Regions from separate parts of the Mus musculus genome. Here region 2 is linked to region 1. The links are chromatin loops, found by intact Hi-C in ENCODE. Cell type or tissue: left cerebral cortex. All regions are shown on one strand.

Region 1 (8,000 bases):
TGAAGGCAGAGTCTCTCTCTCTCTCTCCCTCTCTCTCTCTCTCTCTCTCTCTCTCTCTCTCTCTCTGTGTGTGTGTGTGTGTGTGTGTGTGTGTGATAACTAGAAGCCCTTCATCGTGGTTTGATACTCTGCTCTCTCTAGCCGCTAAAATTCAAAATCACTTTGAGAAAGGCACCTTGCATTTTCATTTTCCGCAAACTGAGGCCTATGCTGCCTGCTCAACCCAATCACATCGGAGTCTAGGCCTTGACCTAGTAATGGCGGCCCTTTGCTAGTAATGGCAGGACCCTCCTGGGCCCATCTTCAGCGTTTGTTGTTTGTTTGTTTGTTTGAATAGCAGTCTCATGTTGGACTTAGACTTGTTTTACTTATAAAACTGAAAATCTCAGGATGGTTGGGATATTTTTATGCTTCTCTTCGTTGATTGACTTGAGACAAGTTTTCAGCCTATGGCTCAGATTAGTCTGACACTAACTGTATAAATCAGGTGGAATGTTAACACATTGTTATCCTGCCTCAGCCTCCCTGGTGCCGGAATGACAGACCCGCACTACCATGTCTACCTGTTCATTCCATTTACATAAGTGAAATTAAGACACACACAATTCAACTAATGTTGTTAACTGTAGGCAATACCATGAGACTGAGTTCTAGTCTCACCTCTGCCAGGAATTTGAGGCTACAGTTCTCTGAGTGAGAGAAGCTGTCCACTCCAGACGCTGCTGTTTTGCTTTTTAGTCTTCGTTCACACGCTGGATTCCTCTTGTAGGCGGTGTCTCATTGGGTTTAGTTCTATCAGAGCTGTGCTTCAGAAAGCCTCGCTGGAGAGACTGAAGCCAGAGCTTCACAGACATTTTGATTAACTTTTCCCTCTTTTAAGCCACTTTTTGGATCTCAGACTGTTTCTGTGGAGCACACAAAATCCTTTGAGCCCTGATTCATCAAAACTGGATTGCGTGTCTGTGGAGGGATTCCATCATGCTCAAAGGTTAATATTTTTAAATGCTTAGGTCATAACTTTTCTGATAATTAGCTGTGATTGTTTTACCTATATATTGATTTTGAAAATTGAAGTAGCTATTATGCTGTGTTTGCACATGTCTCTCTGTGTGTGCGTGACTGCACTCAAGGCCCTATGCATATGGACAAGTGTTCTACCACTGAGCCACACCCAGGTCCCCGTGCAACTTCATTTATAAAGTTCAATATCCTACACAAAACCTTCAAAACCTTCACTTCTAACTTCTAATCAACTTTAAATGCAGTCGTGAGGGGTGATTCAATGTTTGTTTATTATTGTTATTTTTACAAACAGCTCATATAGACTCACAGGGACTCACAGAAAATACTATTTCTACTCTCAGTGATGACATCTTTATTACAACTGTCTTACATATGTGAATGTTTCTGGAACATTATATTCAATTAATTTAGTGGTTTTTTTTTTCTGAGTCTCTCTTATCTCAATAACCTCTAGTTCATTTATTTCCTGAAAATGACACAATCCTTTCTTTATATATCTGCAAAAAGCTCCACTGGGTATTTATACTAAGGTTTTTTTTTTTAAGGAATTCATGTGTTGACAGACATCTGGGCTAATTCTTTATTTTGACTACTGTGAACACTACAGTAATACTTAGGAATATTTGTGCTTTGCTATCATATAAAGCCACACTTTTAAACCTGTTCTTACCTGTTACACAGCAAACCTTCTCTTGATGTTGAACATACCTTGACTACTATGGATGGGCCAGCGTATCATTTCCTCCTAGGTGGATAATCCTCAAGAAATTGCAGTGCTTCGGTATTAATCTGGGGAGCAGGTCAATACAGATGATGCAGACATCCTGCCAAAATCAATGAGTTACATGTGGTCGCTTGGGGGGGGGGTGGTCTGTTTATAACTATTCCTTTGCCACCAACCCTAATAGGCTGAGTTCAATTCTCCAGACACAAGGAATAAGAACATCGACTCCTACAAGTTTCCCTCTGACCTCTGATACACACATATAACAGGATTAATAAATAATGCATTTAGCTCATTAAGTAGAAGATAATGCCTCTGCTGCAGATGTTTTATGTATTACTTCTACGAAGTAATGTGCTCATATTTTTTCTTTCTGTTTTTGCTGTTGTGACCTTGGTCTATGGTTCTTTCTTCATTAGGTTTCACGGCCTATTTCCTCTCTAGGAGGCTGTAAGTGTGTTTTCCAAATCCACCCTTCCTTCCTTCCTCCCTCCCTCCCTCCCTTCCTTCTTTCCTCCCTTTCTCCCTCCCTCCTCTCTCCCTCCCCCTCTTTTTCTCTTTCTTTCTTTCTTTTCTTTCTTTCTAAGGTGAGTCTCATTTGTACTGAGCACCAGTGACTGTGGTGAAAGAGAAAGCCATGAAGTCATCTTGCTGTCTGTAGAGGCAAGAGAAGCAAGATGTCCTAGTACTTTGCTTGGAACAGGGAAAGGATTTATTTTCTGGCTATGTAAGCTGAAACTCAAGAGAGATGGGACTTGTTTAACAGGTCCCTCAGGAAAATCATATGCTCCTAGCCACACCAAACAGCTTTAGGTCCTTCATCAGGAACTAAGATGAGAGTTACTGTCTCATTAACTCTAGAAGTTTTGCTCTGTGTCCCAGCTAGTTCCTTCCTGTCATCTTCCATCCATTTGGAGCTGACACGGGAGTGGAGAGGGGATCAGGGTGCACTCAGGGCTTATTGGATTTGGTTATCTGGAAAATGCATGTAAACTAGGGACAAGCATGACATAGACAGCAGCCTTCACGGTTTTCGATCACAGTATCTTTGTTCTCTAAAATGATGACAATTGCTCTAGCATCTAATTGAAACAGAGCCCACAGAGGGTACCTTATTTACCTCAAAGCCCTTGAGATCCTGCCCCGAGCTTAGCGCATCACCAGACTCGTGGCAGTGATTGAGAGCAACTGAGACACGTGGATTTCCAGGATGAAGAGAGGAGAGAAAACATTATTAGAAAAACATAGGTCAGCTATAAATTGCCTTGTTGGAGTGTTTTTGGAAGGGCAACAGTGCTTTAGGAAAGCCATCATCAGTGAGGACAGTGTGAAGAATAAGTCAGGGGAGCCAGGGAATAATGGCACCTGACCAGGATGTGGTTAGAGCAAGAACAGCTGGGAGGGGCTGACTGCTGCCTCTCATTAGGTCCCTACCCTTTCCAGCATCTGCATGTGAAGTGAAACAGGAAGAGGGTGGATTTAACCAGGAGACTCTCAGCATGCATTTAGTCAGTGCGCTGTGCCTCTTGCACAGATGGTGTTCCTTAAGAGTCTATGTCTATAATCCCCTAAAACAAGATACCCAGGAAGGATTCTAGCTCCGTATTCTTTCTTCTGCCCACATGAATAATGGCACGTTTCTCCATTTGTGAAATAAGTAATTAAGTTGGGATAGCCTCCAAGGACCCAACAACTTTGACAGCTTGTAGTTCTGCTTTTGAGAAACCAGAGTTTTTGTGATTTCTCATCCAGTTTAAATATTAAGTGACAGCTGTACAGTGCTCAGTGATGTAGGTAATTTCGGAACCCCCATGTATCCTTCATATGCTGGAAACTCCCAGATGCTTAACATCAAACTCTGTTGTGCAAGTGGCTTGCCAACCCCTTGACGCCTTTCAGTTGGTTATGTGGTGCTTGGCATCACTTTAATGGCAGCCAAGTCAAGAGCAAGATGCTCCTTGTGATTCATCACCTTAGGCCACTTCAGCAGCAGGCTTTCCTGGGTTAAAGTGATGCTGACTAATGGTCAGCTCACACAGCATGGTGCCACTTGCTTCTTTAGAGCAGATCACTAACCTTGCTCCTCTCATTCTAACAATCATTGGTGCTAATTGCTTCGAAGGTTCTCAATCTATCCATAGGCCAAAGCAACAAACTTCAGAGTAGAATTACTACACAATACGAGTCTCATTAACACGTGTGCTCAGAGTACATGTGTGGCTTGGGACAGTGAAGAGGAGCTTGTACTGGACAGTAAGGACTGTGTTCTTGGGATGCTGTCAGTTATTTTCTGGGCACCTTGAGGAAGTCAGTAACCTCTTTTATCTAATCCTCATGCTATTTATGAGCATTTGTCATATGATAGATCTCGTTTTAAAGGTTTCTGGATCACTTTAAAATTTTTATGTTTGTCGCTCATCAAATCCCTAGAACAGGATCATTATCAAAAATTTTTTGGAAACTCAAAACTCTGTACTGCAATCCCCAGTCTCCGTCTTCCCCGTGTTATTAGCATTAAGTATGGTCTTCCTCCTCTCAGAAGGCTCCCTCAAAGCCCCTTGCTCCTTCCCTGTGAGAGGGAGGAAAGCAAAACATTATGGTATTGCTTGTTTCATATCTATCACAACTTGGGAATAGATAATGACCATTCAGTCTTTTGGGCAAGTATTGATAGTGACAATTCTCTACTCGAACACTCCGCTCATTTCTATTGAAAGAAAAATTGGTTCTTATTTGTGAGGTCTGAAATTTATGTTGCTGGCATTTTCTCACAACTAAGCAGAAAAAAAATTGTTTTTCTCCAAAAGTTATCTTCTAGCTGAAATATAGGCGAATTATATCTAATATATATATGTATGTATGTATGTGTATCTATATATATCATCTAATTCTTGTAACTTGATCAGGTGAAAAAAAAATAAAAAGAGAAGCAAGAAATTCCCAACTAGAAAAGGGATTCAGGTCAAGAATGGGAACTAGAGGTTTTGTAGCACAAGCACATATATGGTTTAGTCAGAGCAGATATCCAAAGCAAACTCCTCTTGGCGCTCTATTTACCGGAAAGTCCTTTCAGCAGTTTCTGTAAGTCCCTTACCTTGTTGCCAACCACTGATTTGAGGTTCAGAAGCAAGTAGAGAATGGAGCTATTATTTCTGTGACTTTTCATTAATTCTGGGTCTATGGTGACTGAGCATCTTTCTTTCCAGAAGCTCGGAGGCATTGTTGACTGAGCTGCTATGCTAATTTGTACTTTGGAGTAAGGCTTGAGCTAGGACTTACTGCAGAGATGGTGCAAATGGATGGTGCAAAAGCTATGGCACCCGGAGGCTGCAGTTGGAGCTTTAGTGACGATTCCTATCTGTTTACATTTCATTGCTCCGCATTCTGATGATAATATATTCACCACATGTGACTTCTTCACCTACAAGTCCAAAAGATACATCAAATTCAACAGGTCACATATGAATTCATTAGCAAACCCCCCCCCCCATTTGACTTTTTTTTGTATTTTATACCTTGATCTATTAAAATAATAATTCTCTTACTCTTTGAAAGTTATACACATTTAAACAAATGTATATTGATCACGTCCATCTACAACTACCTCCCTCTTAAGTCCCCATTATGCCCGCCCGCCACATCTTCATTAATTATTCACTATCCATATAGAAATCCAAGCTGGAAACCACAGCGCTCCTTGGTTCTTCCTTTCCTTCAGCATTTACACTGAATGAGCGTCTCCCGACCATCCGTTCCACCTCTAAAATGTCTTTGAATCTGCTCATTCCTCCAACCACTATCCTCATTTTCTCTCTCCTGGATCTTTGTCAGAGCTTCCTAATGGGTCTGCCTGTCTCCAGGGCAACCACTTTCTATTCCACCCACCGATCTGTGCCAGGGTGTGCTTTCTGAATAGCAAATCTGATCTTGTCAACTTACACAATTAAAATCCTCCAGTGGATCCCAGCCACTTACAGCATGGAAATTCAGGCTCCTGAGCTCAGCCTGAAAAGACTGTTTTTAATTTGGCTTCTGCACCTTCCACCTGCAACTCAAGGCTGTTAATTTCTGAGGTTGGCATCATAGAATGTGCTATTGAGCTCCCATGGCTTTCTGTGTGGAGCGTCAGTGCCTTGAACAGCTTTCTGTCTTCCTCCCCTAAACACCTACTTATTCCTTCTGTAAGGGCTTCTGGTGACACCTGTCCTAAGCAGCTTAGGTTCCCAGTCCCCTTTGTGTATAGTCTCAATTAACAATGTCACATGCAACCTTGTATCATTTTTTTAGCTTCATTATATTTGAATCATGTTTTTGGATGTATTTCCCCCAGCTTTCTGTGAATTCATTTGAGCATTGTCTTTGTATTTTCAGCCTCGGGCCAAGCGCCTGGCAGAGGAGAGGAACCCACTACATGTTTGCTGAATATGAATGAATACCGAGGCAGCTGGTTTCAGTAACAGCAGAGCCACCCTGGGCATGCAACTTAAAGTCCTTTGAGACTTTGTCCTCATTTGCAAGATCAGGAACAAAACGAGCACTATCTTCCTGTGTATGATAAGAATTAAAGAAGATTCTGGCATGCTCTGTAAACTGGTGTACTAGTGTAAGAAAGTGTAATTATCGTGACTCATTGCATGACAAATAAAGATTTATTTTTAGAAGGTGTGTGTGTGTGTGTGTGTGTGTGTGTGTGTGTGTGTGCGCGCGCGCGCATGCACACACGTGCATGCACATGAGCATTTATATAGGTATCTGCCTATAAATGCAAGTGTTTCCAGAGGCTGGAAGAGATCCTCAGATGCCCTGAAGTTGTAGTTACAGGTGGTTGTGGGCAGCCAAACATGAGTGCTAGGAACCAAACAAGAGTTCACTGGGAGAGCAGCAAGGGCCCTTAACTACTGAGTCATCTCTCCAGCAGCCCCTCCCACAATGGACTTTAAACTTTATTTATAGATATATGTAACCAACTTTGTACTTTACAAAATCGCCATGTAATCTATCTTCCCTCTCTTGGTCTCTGGTAAATCTATCAGGCAAAGTCCGGCCCAGGATCCTTCCAAGCAGTCTCCTCCCTGGACCAGGCAGAGCATAGCAGGCCCACGCCTGGCTCCACATACACTCTGAAGTGCCCGTTTCTCTTACAGATTGTACTGTTCCATTTCACACATTTATCTTTCCTACATTTTCTTGTGATGTTCTTGAGGTTTGTTCTCTTTGCCATCCTACACACTGAGTCAAATCCCAAGAGCAAATTTAGGACAATGTAGACAGAACATTCAAAGACTGATAGTTCTCCAGCTTATCCTGCTTCTGGTTAAGGAGTGGTCCATGAGGTGCACCCCTGACCAGGGCTCTTGAATCCTTTTGTGAGTTCCCTTGACGGCCACTTGATAACAGCCCAAGGTTCCAGAGTGTCCTGGAGACTCCCCAGGCCACTGCCATCCCTGACATTCAGAGTTCTTAGTGGACACAGCATCCTTGGTTTCTCAGCATCAAGTCTCTGAGATCTGTCATGGTCATTCCTGCTATTCAAGAGCATATCATCTAAGCAAAAACCAATGTCTTCCCTGGACCGTCCTCCCCTCCTCTTTCCTGAGCTGCTGGCTACCTTCCTTTTCTCACTGAAAGTCCTTTACTAGATGTGTTTTTAAAGGATGTTTAACTGTTCCTGGTGGTTTCCTCAGTGTCAGGTTCCATGCTTTGTACAGCACTTGTGGTAAAACACATTTCCTTACGTGAAACCTGCAAAGAGTTACTATCGGTGCCCCCTCTTTGAAGGGCAAAAGACACTGAGGCTCAGAGTGAATACATGACTTGGGAGATGTATCAAAAAAGCTTGAGTCTACTCATGTCCAAGGTGAGAGTCTGCCCCTGAAACATCAAGATGCTATCTCTCTTCCTTTCAATTGCACCCTTGCCTTCCTCTGAGGCCTTTACCCTCCCTCCAGTAGCATATAGTTGTATCTATCATTTGACTCATGATTATTCTGTTCTCCCACACTCCTTGGAAATCACAATTACATCCACTGTACAACCCTCAGCTGTCCCCATCCTTATATTTCTTATAGTATCACATCAGGTTTCCTTCAGTCTTTGAAATACTTTGAAATATTCAATAATATATATTATGTATACATATATGCCTTATTATATAGATATATAGAGATTCCATTCTGTTTGAGTCAGTCTCTTGTCTAGCATCAAACTTGCTATATATCTGAGGCTAGTCTTAACCCTCTGATGCTAATACTCT
Region 2 (8,000 bases), 130 kb before region 1:
TATAGAAAGACTCCAAGGTTCCATTGAGTTTTCATTCTCAAATAAAGATGGCACCTTAGGTGTCCAGAAGAGGCTGCTCCACGGGTCTTCAGTCTTCCTGTCGTTTACTTAGGTCATTGTGACATGGCCATGCAGAAACTCTTCAATGTACAGTGTGTGTCCATCTTAGGCATTTGATTGTAGGAACTATGGAGGACCAAGTTCCAGTTGATTAACAAACTATATTGAAATATTTGTACCTCCATTGGGTAACTAGCATTTAGCTCTAAAATGACATTTGGATAAATTCTCCCATTTTGGGTGCCACTGGATAGGACAAGTATATTGTCATAATACCCAAGAGAGAAATCTATCAAGCTTTTTTTTCCTCTAGATTTTATGGTCCTATAAGCTTCAGGAATGGAATCTTTGATGTATGAGCTCAAGCTTGACTGCGGTTTTCCATAGTGGACTTTTAAGACATTTAAATGCCCTCGTGTGCTCAGGCTCACACCACAGAGCAGGATCCCTAAGCGTTTCTTCCTACTGTCAGGGAGGACAATAGAGAGGCCACTACATTTGATTTTTAAAATATGTAAGCCGGGCATGGTGGCGCACGCCTTTAATCCCAGCACTTGGGAGGCAGAGGCAGGTGGATTTCTGAGTTTGAGGCCAGCCTGGTCTACAGAGTGAGTTCCAGGACAGCCAGGGCTACACAGAGAAACCCTGTCTCGAAAAACCAAACCAAACCAAACCAAACCAAACCAAACCAAACCAAACCAAACCAAACCAAACAACAACAAAAAAGTTTAAAAAAAAAAAGCTTAAAATCAAAGCTATAAAACTTGAATCCACTGGAAAGGATTTGATGATGACTCAATAAATTTGTTATTTGGGAGAAATAGTAATTTTTTTCTGAGACATTCCCAGGCACACCAAAATGGACAAAGACATCATAGAAATGCTTTCTGGCTCTTTCTCACTCTGTTCTTGGCTGTGGTGGTTTGCCACAATCAGATGTCTCTGCCCCTATCCCCTCTGTTTTATTATTTAGGAATATAGGGCTCTTACTATTTCACTATATCAACATAAAATGCTTGAAGTTACTTCCAGGAGAGGGATGAGGTAAAGGACAGAGGACTGAGTAAAGTCATACCAACTCAGGCACAAGGAGAGCTTGGATCTTGAAAGCACACTTTCTGAACTCAGCTGGAAGAGTCTGTTGGGTACCAGTGGTCTTTCCAATGTTGAATTAATACCACTTGCTCTGAAACACGCTATTTAGCATCTTCACACTGCAACTCCCAAATTTGAGATCTGGAGAATAGCAAGATCCTTCTCAGGGAGATTATCAAGATTAAACGAGACAGAGGACTTATTTGAAAACATATTTACATCATGGCCTGGAGTTGGCACAGATGAAGTAAACAGAAGCTGTATTACTGTTGTAACTACCACGATGAGATAGATTATTTATCTTCTGACACTTATGGAGATCATCCAAGGTCTTGATGACATTGTGTTGAGACAAAGGCAAAAGAAATAAGAACTGAAAGGTACACATATGAAATCATATGTGTGTAAAAACATGTATAACATATATAAAGATACCATATATGATATATAGCACATCTTTACAAGTAAAATATAACATATAAATACATGTAAATATTTAAATTTATGATGTCTAACATGCAACTTAAGGCATCACATATGTTTATAATATATAAAATAATTTATATCTTCATGATATATAACATGTATGTGTGCGTGTGCATATATTCATACATATATTAACTATGAATATATGATATATTAAATATAATTTATAAATGACTATCAACTATAGATTTCTTATGCATGGCTCAGAAGTACTGATATATCAGTCATGTCCTTTGTTTTTGGCACATGGCAAAATGAACTTTGAATGTAAAATTACTGACATGAAAATACTAATACGGGGACCAGCAATATGGTTCAGTGGATAAAGGTGCTTCCTGCCAAGCCTAGTGACCCGAGTTCAATCCCTGGACGGAAGCTGTGTGATAGAAAGAGAGGAGCAACTGCTGTAAGTGGTTCTCTGACTTTTGCATGTACACTGTGGCGTGTGTTACCTTCTTCCCCTACCCACAAGATAAATAAGCAAGTGAGGCAATAATAGACTCTGGCCAGGTGTTATGTATTTATAATTTTATCTTGTCACCCTTCTTAAGATTCCAATAGACTTCAGATGAGCAAGTTCATCACTAGCCAACGCAGGGACTTGACGTTAGTGTTGGAGCCAAACCAGGAGGACAGTAAAGAGAGTCCACTAAAATTGATTTTGGTTTACTGGCACCTGGATTGTTATCTAGCAAACAGACAATATACACATGGCTTTGTGTGTAACAGTCTGTGGGAGGGAGTGCAAGCCAGCAAGTCTTCTTCTGCCATAGTTTAGCTACAGAATTATCTCTATCAGGTGGGAGATGCACTAGGAAAACTGAACTATTCTGGAATGTGGGCAAATTGATTTATAAGTGTGTGTGTGTGTGTGTGTGTGTCTGTGTGTGTCTGTCTGTGTGTGTGTGTCTGTGTGTGTGTGTCTGTGTGTGTGTATGTCTGTGTGTGTGTGTCTGTGTGTGTGTGTGTCTGTGTGTGTGTGTGTCTGTGTGTGTGTGTCTGTCTCTGTGTGTGTGTGTGTGTGTGTCTGTGTGTGTGTGTGTCTCTGTGTGTGAGTGTCTGTGTGTGTGTGTCTGTCTGTGTGTGTGTGTGTGTGTTTGGGGTGCTTGTTAGTTAGGCAATGTGCTTTCTCCTGGGAAATTCAGGGTAAGCAAAATATGTACTTTTTTCTTGAAATAGGCATCACCTTTTTTTTTTTTTTTTTTAACCTCCTGTGCCAGTTCAGAGAGCTGGATCACACTTGCCCTAGTGATTTATATCCTTGCTGCTCCCTGCCATGTGTGGGTAATGCCGGGTCTGTTCCAGTTGCACCACTATGATGGCATCACACTTTCACCCTTCACTCTGAAATCAACACTCCCCAAAGCTCTCAAACAGATAGTGCTCAGAGCTTTCCCCTGGGTCCTCTTTGAATTAAATCAATTAGGGGCAGGCCATATGTTCACCATATGTATGTCAACTTGCCAGAGATTCGTAAAAGAAAGAGAGAAAGACATTTTTTTTTAAAGAAAGATCACAAATCACTTGAAAACACACAAACTGAAAAAGAACTAATCAGTCAACTAGTTAAATCTCTATTTATATATGTCAAGGGTTGATTAAAATTAGACAAGATAATATGCCCCCTGATTACCATTATATATTGTACTTCCATATTTTTTAACTCTCATATGCGATTAATTTCTTGGGCAGTATAGGAAATCAATCACTCTTTCTCATGTTTTCTTCACCTGTTCACTCACCTGGAAAGAGAGAAATGATTGCCAGGCCAGTGGTAGTGGATCTTCACAAAGTTCATCAGGGTTCAGCACTCTGCAGAATATGTGTGATGTTTTGTGAAGATTCCAGCTGTCCTTCATTTATTGTAGGATTGGGAATCCAGACAGCTGACTCCTGATGCCGGAATAGTACATTCAGATAGGTCTCTTGCTCTGATTTCTCCATTCTATGGCTGTTGTCATTCCATTTTGATCCTTTAAAAGCACCTGCGTGTCGCATGTTACAGCTAAAGTTACACACATATTTGAGACATGGAAACCTCAAGGAAAAGAGAAGTTGTATGAAGCAGGTCTTTTGATTCCATTTTGCTACACTATGGGCACAGCTAGTAAGCTTTCTTCCTAAGAGGTCCCCATGGACCGCTACCACATTGGCCTTCCCCTTCTGGCTCCTCCCTCTTCTGGCTCCTCCCTCTTCTGGCTCTTCCCCGTCTGGTCCTTGGTGATCACACATCGCCTGACCTTGGCGTGAATCATATCTGTCCTCTCCCTTCACACTGCACAGAGGTGCTGCTTCTCTCTCGTGTGTCGACTGCTTCCACTTTCCCCTCTTTCTTCATTCTTCTACCAGTCTCTGCTTTTCAAAATCTTCTCTTAGTGAGGTTGAGGTTAAATGCAATAGATGGTAGAGATCAGGGATGTAATTTAGCTTCTGAACAAACTGATGATAAACACCAGATATCTTAGGTGATTTTTGTGGCAGAATTATGTTCTTCTGCTTTTTAAAACGTATTTTATTTTTACTGCTATGGGTGTTTTTTTTTTTTCCTTATAAAAAAACAACATTTAATTGGGGCTGGCTTACAGGTTCAGAGGTTCAGTCCATTATCATCAAGGTGGGAGCATGGCAGTATCCAGGCAGGCATGGTGCAGGAGGAGCTGAGAGTTCTGTCTTCATCCAAAGGCTGCTAGTGGAAGACTGACTTCCAGGCAACTAGGGTGAGGGTCTTATACCCACACCCGCAGTGACACACCCATTCCAACCAGGTCACACTTATTCCAACAAGGCCACACCTTCAGATGGTGCCACTCCCTGGTCCAAGGATATACAAACCATCACATTCCACTCCCTGGTCCCCATAGACTTTTTCTTTTTTTAATATAATTTTTATTAGGTATTTTCCTCATTTACATTTCCAATGCTATCCCAAAAGTCCCCCATACCCTCCCTCCCACTCCCCTACCCACCCACTCCCACTTTTTGGCCTTGGCGTTCCCCTGTACTGGGGCATATAAAGTTTGCATGTCCAATGGGCCTCTCTTTCCAGTGATGGCCGACTAGGCCATCTTTTGATACATATGCAGCTAGAGTCAAGAGCTCCGGGGTACTGGTTAATTCATAATGTTGTTCTACCTATAGGGTTGCAGATCCCTTTAGCTCCTTGGTTACTTTCTCTAGCTCCTCCATTGGGGGCCCTGTGATCCATCCAATAGCTGACTGTGAGCATCCACTTCTGTGTTTGCTATGGGTGTTCTGCCTGCATGTATGCACCACATACGTGCCTGGTGCTCTTGGAGACCAGAAGAGGCTGTCAGACCTCACATGAGAGATCCTGAGAATTGAACCCCGGTGCCCTAGATATGCAACCAGTGCTCTTAACTGCTGAGTCATTTCTTTAGCCACAGCATTGTGTGTGTGTATGTGTGTATGTGTGTGTATGTATATGTATGTGTGTATATAGATATATGTATGCATTTATATATACATACATAAATATGCATATATAAAAACTTTTTTCCTTGTGTATAGTCATGATACGTGGTCATGTGTTACATAAAGCTATTTTCATACAAGTATATAAGCATACTTTGATCACCTTGCCCCCTATGCCCTCCCTATCTCTTTTGCCCTCCCCCCTTTCTATTATTCCTCTTATTCTCCTAGGCTATTTCTCTTCTATTTTTATGTCATATGCATACATTATTTTACATATCCATATATATGTTAGGAATCACAAGGGAAGGAAAACATATTTGTCATTCTTTGAATGACAAAATTTGTTTAATATGGTTATGCCCATTTGTGTTCATTTTTATGAAAATGACATAATCTTATATTTATGCAGTCACGTGAAGGAAAATTTAAGAAATCCTAGACCATGCTGAGAAGGAGAATCTTATATTTTTAAGGAGAGAACCACTTATATGTGAAGAAAAAAAAAATAAGAGGAATGGGAGGATTCTATGGCAGCTTCTCTCTCACTACCATGGGAAGAAAACAGATAAAATTAAATTAACCCTCGGGACTCCATGCTCTCGGGGGGGGGGGGGGTTTCTTGGGACCTTGCAAAAAGGATGGAGCATATGGTAGGAAGTACCCCTGTGACAACATGGGCTCAAATGAAATTTCAAGGATCATAAATCCTCCTGTTTCTTCTCATAATTTGATGAACAGCTGGTACCAGGAAGTATAACATTCCTCGAGTTATATTCGTGCCTGCATTTCTTTTTTTAAAAGTATCTTTAAAAAAAAAAAGCATCCGGGTTTGGCTCCTGGAAAAAGGAACATGGAACCACTCCAGGATGATCACTAATCTGCTTCAGGAAGGCAGCCTTCCCACCTCGGGGGACATTCACAATGGTCTGCTGTAGTGATCTGTCATAGCATATGGAGGGGGGGGGAGTGGAACATGAGATTGCACAACAGAGGAATATGCATAATTTGGAACTGTGGTTTAAGAAAAAAGGAAAAGAAGGAAGGGAGGATCCCATATTGTCTGTCTACATAGCCAAGAAGAGGCCAAGTGATAAATTCTATGCCCATCTTGAGGGCATAGACTGGGAAACTAGTGGAGAGAGTAAATCACTGGTTTTGGAAATGTACCAAGTTAAATATCCTTTCTGCGTTATCCTTTAAAGAATTAGTTGAAGACAATGGGACTCCAGAGAGCAGCGCTCCCCTAAGTGTGCAGTGCCTGCTCACATACCATAGGTAGTACAGAGACCCTTCCCCCCCCCCTCCCCGGTAAGACAGGAGATGGAGTGTGAACAGATCCCCCACGTCTCTCCTGTGCGGGATGACGAATGCTATATCCTTTCCAGGCTGGTCTTCACTCATCTGCTCTACCTACTGCTTTCTGCTTTGGGAATGCTGAGTGACTTTACCCTGTAGAACCTGGGCCCATCTGAAAGAGGAAGGGATGAAGGCCAGCTGGGTTGGCTGGCTGAATGAGTGTGTTGCATGGATGGATCGTTGTTCACATGCCTCAACACTTTCTGCGACTGGTCAGCTTGGTAGCATTCATTCTAGCAGTGGTCAGTCTGCTCCTCTCCTTGAAGCAGAATGGGAGAGTGTGGAGGAAGGCAGGAGCAGGTAAGGTGGGCAGAGAAGACAGAATGAGAGGGAGAGAGAGAGAGAGAGAGAGAGAGAGAGAGAGAGAGAGAGAGAGAGAGGAGTTGCAGATCTGTATTTAAATCCGACTATTGCCCAAATAGTCTGCGTTTACCTGATATGCCTATTGTTTATGTTCTGCTTTTGCTTTGAACATTTAAAAAGGAACCAAACAGAAGCTGTACATTTTAAAGCAATGTTCAGGCTAGCAGGTGTTAAGAAATGCAAAGCGGGGAAACCGTTGCAACGCGACGAAATAGTCAGCATTACTTGCCCCCCACCGCCCCGCCCCCAAGCCTCTCAAGGTAAGATGGCTCTACTGTCAGCTCAGCTGCAGCCAAGACAAAAAGGCCTGGCTAACTGAAGGGACAGAGACAAGACAGGCAACCTCCTTTTAACATCTCAGGGGAAAGAGCTCACTCAGGAAGCAGAATCTCATGGCTCCGGAACAGCAATGGCATTGTGCCAGCAGACAACAGGAAGTGAGCACAAACAGACCCCTCCTCAACATAAACGCGCACAGACTTAACCTATGGCCGGACTTCTGCCCTTGAGTGACCAGAGCCATTAGGATGCAGGTCAAAAGGTTGTCGTGTGACAGAAAATGGAGCCTTATTGAATGAAGGAGAACTAAAAAAATTCTTTTGTTTGCTTCACTCTGGGGTTTGTATAGCTACTGTGATGTCATAATGGAGTCCAGAGTGGGAAAAAGAAACCCCTGATTTATCACAGCCGGAGACAGGCCGTCGGAAACTCAGTTAAACCCTGAAGGGGAAAGACAGGCACAAGAAGGAACCACACAAAAGTCAGCGTCTTCTCCGACGGGGGTGTACACAGTTATCTTTCTGAACATCAGAAGCTGAGAGAGAGACCACCAGAAAATTCCTGCTTTATCTATGAGGGCGGAAAGACAGATAGACGCTTTCCTGACCCACTGGCTTTTCTTCCCTAGACTCCAAGGTGTCTTCATCATAGTGGGCTAGGAGGGAAAGAAAAATGTGATTCCTAAATCTATACAACCGGGGAGTGTATTACATGATAGCATAGGAAAAATTCACACACACACACACTCACTCACATACAAACATACACACTCACACTCACACACACACACACACACACACACACACACATACAAACATACACACTCACACTCACACAAACACACACACACACACACACACTCACTCACATACAAACATACACACTCACACACACACAAACACACACACACACACGTATGCATACTT

The links. A loop is a pair of places that touch in the nucleus more often than their neighbours do. Peaks named below come from ENCODE experiments on the same cell type or tissue, not always from the same donor. Only the 100,000 strongest peaks of a DNase experiment are listed, where the experiment ranks them.
Region 2: a loop joins it to region 1, with 8 times the contacts of the local background. A loop is called at or near these places in 5 of 42 quality-filtered maps.

What each region holds. Positions count from the first base shown.
Region 1 is chr14:105,625,647-105,633,646 of GRCm38, forward strand. It overlaps Gm6145 (a long non-coding RNA gene), which reads right to left. Exons shown (of 7, transcript XR_004691309.1): 3 at 1,732-5,168; 4 at 661-905. Among named protein-coding and RNA genes, the nearest start is that of Mir6390, 5.9 kb to the left of the region's middle. In left cerebral cortex, no CTCF peak of the experiment used is centred here; DNase peaks (open chromatin) are centred at 778, 2,551, 3,256, 3,637 and 4 more places; H3K4me3 peaks cover 233 bases; H3K27ac peaks cover 4,997 bases.
Region 2 is chr14:105,492,350-105,500,349 of GRCm38, forward strand. 4930449E01Rik (RIKEN cDNA 4930449E01 gene) reads left to right here and starts at 6,439. Exons shown (of 3, transcript NR_045921.1): 1 at 6,439-6,732. In left cerebral cortex, no CTCF peak of the experiment used is centred here; DNase peaks (open chromatin) are centred at 3,012, 4,979, 5,964, 6,454 and 1 more place; H3K27ac peaks cover 2,690 bases.